Linked DNA regions of Homo sapiens: region 2 is linked to region 1. Evidence: chromatin loops called from intact Hi-C (ENCODE). Cell type or tissue: GM12878. All regions are shown on one strand.

What was found. Hi-C counts contacts between places; a loop is a spot of excess contacts. Peaks named below come from ENCODE experiments on the same cell type or tissue, not always from the same donor. Only the 100,000 strongest peaks of a DNase experiment are listed, where the experiment ranks them.
Region 2: it touches region 1 in a loop (15-fold over the local background); 2 of 110 quality-filtered maps call a loop at or near these places.

Annotation. Positions count from the first base shown.
Region 1 is chr11:38,790,359-38,792,858 of GRCh38, reverse strand. No RefSeq gene overlaps it. Among named protein-coding and RNA genes, the nearest start is that of LINC01493, 140 kb to the right of the region's middle. In GM12878, a CTCF peak has its summit at 1,311 (motif pointing right); a DNase peak (open chromatin) is centred at 1,359.
Region 2 is chr11:38,017,533-38,020,032 of GRCh38, reverse strand. No RefSeq gene overlaps it. Among named protein-coding and RNA genes, the nearest start is that of LINC02760, 80 kb to the right of the region's middle. In GM12878, no CTCF peak of the experiment used is centred here; no DNase peak of the experiment used is centred here.

The DNA of each region.
Region 1 (2,500 bases):
TTCACCACAATTTTTTAAGACCTATTTTTCTTTCCAATCCAACTTCCCATATGTCACGTACTTTTCTTCTGTCAAATGACTCATATTACAAAATTGAAATGGTATGAAGAGCTGATTAAAGAAAACACAACTAAAAGTGTATGAAGAAAAATCGTATGTGATAAACATTCATTATGTCTTTGCTACTCAGCTAGGCTCTTTAGGGATAATCTTATTTCTCCTACATGAAAGCCCTTTGAATCACATGTTCGTATAATCATTTAAAAATTATTTTCAGAATAAAGATAATTGATGTTTAATTTACTAATCAAGATATAAAAACATAGACTAGATCATTTTAACTGTGACATCTAAACTTTTGATTTAAATAAGACTATTAATTCCTCAATGTCAAATTTGACAGAAAAAGTAATTCATTTTAAAAAGTGTGCTGTGTTTGTATTGCCCTAGCTTTTGGTTCAAACTTCCAGTTAAAATTAGGAAAATAAAACGAAGAACACTGGAAATAAATATAAGTTCCAGGTAATTTTGAATGGTAGGAAGCAAATGGTAATATATTGATGCGCAGACGTACACACACATTGAATGGCACATTATCACAGAAGACGCTCAAAGCAGTTATGAGCCTTTACAGGGAAAATGTCAAGATACCACCCATTTGGAGACAATAGACAATAGATACAGAGGGTGGTCTTTCTTATTTTAACATTTAAGAACAGCAGTAGAACCCTAGATGGTGTTGTCTGTCCCTTTCCCTGTACATAATGTATCTTAAAAAGTGAGTACTGGAATATGATTCTTAATGAATCTGATCCTCTCTTTCAAGAAACAGAAAAGAACTTTGTAAGAATCTACAGCAAACTTAGAGCAGGAAACATATTTTTTTAAATAACAATAGCTCTAGCAAGAAAAAAACACTCCATACGCAAAGATTTTTGTTTCTTTTAAACCAAAGATTTCACATCAGGAATTGAATGCTGCATAAAGTTGAGGACATCAAAGATAACGTATGAGTGTAGGATAACTGTGACCACTGGGGAAAACCAAAAACACAAAACAAAAAGAAAGACAAATAAAAAAATCTCTAGATGGGGACCACCTCTGGGCACCCAGCTAGTGGGAACAGCTTGGGGAATGAGGACAGTGGGGACGCTGAGAAGACTTTTCTTCTTTTTACTTCTATTCTTATTTTAAAATGTATCACTCTGCATAGTGCATCTATTTTGATAGTTTTTCTCTTAAATTACTGTTTTTGTCTTTATATACATGAAGTGTCAGTTGAAAAGCTGCTTTAGTATCTAACCACTAGGGGGTGCCCTCATTGCACATATTGATGTACAACTGGTCCAGGGCTGATCTGGACAAGGGATGCCATGAGATAAATTTTACTTCAGGCTAATGTCAATCTGAACTTGTTTCGCTGTTTAATGTATACATATAAAATCTGATCTGAGGATCTGACATCTTGACATCACTGTATTCTTCATAGTGAGACATAAAGCCACTTTTTTGCATTTCTGTTAATATTCAGAGTTTTGCAGGAAAGAATGAAACACTGGAAGCAGTTACTGAAGCTCAGATTCCTGTTCTCTTCAGGAGACACATAAACCCTCATACATATGCAGCCTCAGTTTTTAAAATATTACATAGTTGCTTATATTTATTTCTATCAGTTTAAAAAATATTTATATAAGCTGATTATGACATCTATTAATATTTTTAAAATTCAAATTTTTCTTAAAAATTGTTATCCCCTCAAATGTAAAAATATTAAATTTTGCTATATTATCACTAGTGTAAAGAACTTATTGTTGTATTTGTTAATCTGTTAGAACATTTTAAACATTGTTAATATTTCACTTTTATTCAAATTTTATGTTACAATTACACTTACAATTAATAAATAGCTTACTATAATGTTCTGGTAGGGAATTCCTTAGTAAAATAATGCACAAGAATATATTAAAATTTATATAGAGTAATTGATATTATTTTTCCATAAGGGCCAATGAGATTAAATGAACCTTCTTTCTTCTTTTCTTTTCTGTTCTTTCTTTTTTTTTTTTTAACCTCCTGCTCCCGGGTTCAAGCAATTCTCCTGCCTCAGCCTCCCCAGTAGCTGGGACTACAGGAGCCAGCCAGCACACCTGGCTAATTTTTTTGTATTTTTAGTAGAGACAGGGTTTCACCATGGTCAGCCTGGTCTTGAACTCCTGACCTCAGGTGATCCACCCGCCTCAGCCTCCCAAAGTGCTGGGATTACAGGCATGAGCCACCACGCCTGGCCCCTTGTTTCTTATATTTAGAAATATCAACATAAAAATTTAGAAACTTTAATAAATAATTAATGTGAAACTCCAAATACAGTCTTGGCCTTAGAAAACATCAAGAAAAATTTGGGGAGCCTTTAAAATGAGGAAAAAAATAATGGGTGTGTTGTCTAGATTACTCATTCAGGTTATTTACATCTTTGATTGTCTTTGAGCTATTTTGAAACCAA
Region 2 (2,500 bases), 770 kb after region 1:
TATTGGGCCTCAACTTTGTTCTCTGGCTCCTGGAGATTAGGAATCCACTGTTCTTGAAGAGGGGGCAAGGTGCTCACAAACTGCTGGTCACTGTACTCTCATAGGTGGTATCAGCAAAAGCATTTTATTGGCACTGACAGCAGGATTTGTCTTTGTAGCAGCAGCTTGGCAGAGTGCTAGTGGGTACTGGGGTGTCTGCCTCTGGGTGTTCACCACAGTGGCAGAGGCAATGCAGCTGGGAGTGTGCAGGAGAACCCTTGCTGGCAACTTTGTGCGTGGTCATGCTGGAGGTGGTGTTGCCTCAGGGTTGGCACACTGGTGGTTGCCGGTCTGGGTGCCTTCAAAATGCCCTGATAGAAGAAGTGATTGCTCAGGGTGTGGGAGGATCCCCTGCTCTCTGCATAGTGTTAGCGCAAGGCTGGCTGGCTCTGTGCCTACCAAGACTCTGCAATGGTGGTTGGTGGAGTAGGGGGCATGGACTGCATTCCTTTGAGCTGGCTGGGCAAGGAAAGCAAAACCTGCCTGTGCAGAAATGAGTCAGCAAAACAATGTGAGGAGTTGCCATGGGCCTGGGGGAAGGTACAGTATGGGGAAGGAGTGGGAAGGCTGATTCATGACCTTTGGGACTGCCCCCATGGAGCTCTCCACTGGTCAGGCATGGTCCACCAACACAGAAGCTATGGTGTAGGCTCCAAGGGCACTCAAGATTGCCCTGTAAGCAAGCGTGGCCAAACTGGGGCACCAGGAGAGGCAAGGAGACCAAGGAGTGCTCAGGTTGGATTGGCCCCCTCTGGTGGGCAAGACTGCCTTGCAGACTTCAGGTTTGACAGTTCCCTTAGGGCTAAAGTCTCCTATGGGAGAAAGTAAAGCCTAGAGGAATAGCCATCCCTGGCCATGCTCTGCTACGGATGCCCCCACACCAAACTCTTTTGGCTCCACATCAGCTGGCTTGGTGCTGCTACCACTTCTCTAAGCAGTTCTCCCTGCCAATGTGAGTGTCCCTGGTGGTTGAGAGGACTTCTCCTACTGGGGTTCCTGAGGCCTGTGGTGAGAACAGATTGTTCCTTGCCAGTTCAACTCACCTGTTCCCCTAAACCCACTGGGGGCTAGAAATGAGTCCTAGTGCATATCAGCTCTATGCAGCATTCCCTGCTTCCTCCCCCTTCAGCTCAGCTTCTCTGTCTTCTCTCCATCCACTCTGGGTAGGTTACCTCTGAATATCTGTTAGGAGCACAACAGTCATCTGGTCCCTTGGTGGGAGCTGTTTCATCTGACTGTCTAGTTGGCTATCTTGTCCTCTAGAACCACATATTCTTTATTATTCATTCACTGATGGATATTTGGATTGTTTGCAGTTTTTGGATCTTGTATAAGGAGATATTAAAAATAATTTTACAAGTTGATGATGCTTGGTAAGAAAATTGATAGTTGTTCAGGAATTATATAGGCAATCTATACAGAGAGATCAGCATGCTGTGAAGTTTAAAAAGTGAAAAATTATATGAAAGCATATCTTGTGTGAATTTTCCACATTGATGTTCATGTAATTATATTTTTAAAGGCAACATACAAAAATTGGTAGAAGGCAGAGCTAGAAAGTGACCAAAATGCACAATAACTTCTTTAAAAATCTGGCCTAAAAGATGATTTCATCTATTCATCTTGTCAGCTAGCCCCTCCTGCATTTCATTTCTTGCCATTCGAATGTGCTATCCCCCTTTTTTATTCCTCAATCATTTTTTAATTTCAATTTTCTTAATAATTTTAATCACTTTCTGCCATTTCAATTAGTATGATGTTCATTTCCTTGGTCTTTCTGTTAGAAATTATGTTTTTTCTGTGTTTTTTTTTTTCTTCAGTATAGTGGGTGCCTGTTACTTTTCCTTGCAAATCCCATGGCAATTTAGACAGAGTACGCATTCACCAAATACTTCTGATGAATTACTGAATTGAAAAGCTAGGGTGACTTCCATTCTGGTTTGCCTTAGAGAGTTCTAGTTTATGCTTAATTCCAACAGTGTGATTATTAATAGAGCCACCTTACATGCTCAACAATGCTTCATTTGGATAAGTAGTTTTATGAACATTCTTGTGGTAACCCTTATTAGATCAAGCCCTATAAACTGACATCACTGTGGTAATACAAGTTGTATTATAATTCATCAAGTTACCACTCACTTTTGTACGAAGACATTCTAAACGTTTTCAGCATGTGGTAGGTAATGCTAACTTGGTGCAACCTCCTTTATTCCATTTTTATTTAAACTGCAGCATGGCTCTTTTACTGACATCTGGGGAATTTGCACCTATAATCTCAGCTTTTAGTATGTTTCCCCCTTTTTAACTATTTTCTCACCTTTCTGTCAGGTTCAGTTGAATTTTGACTTCATTTCTTTGTATTTACAATGTGCAAAAATATAAGACTGGGATTCTTGCATGGATTTACTATCTTAGTGCAAGATGTTATCTGTACAAGTTAGATTTTATAGTTGCTAACTAC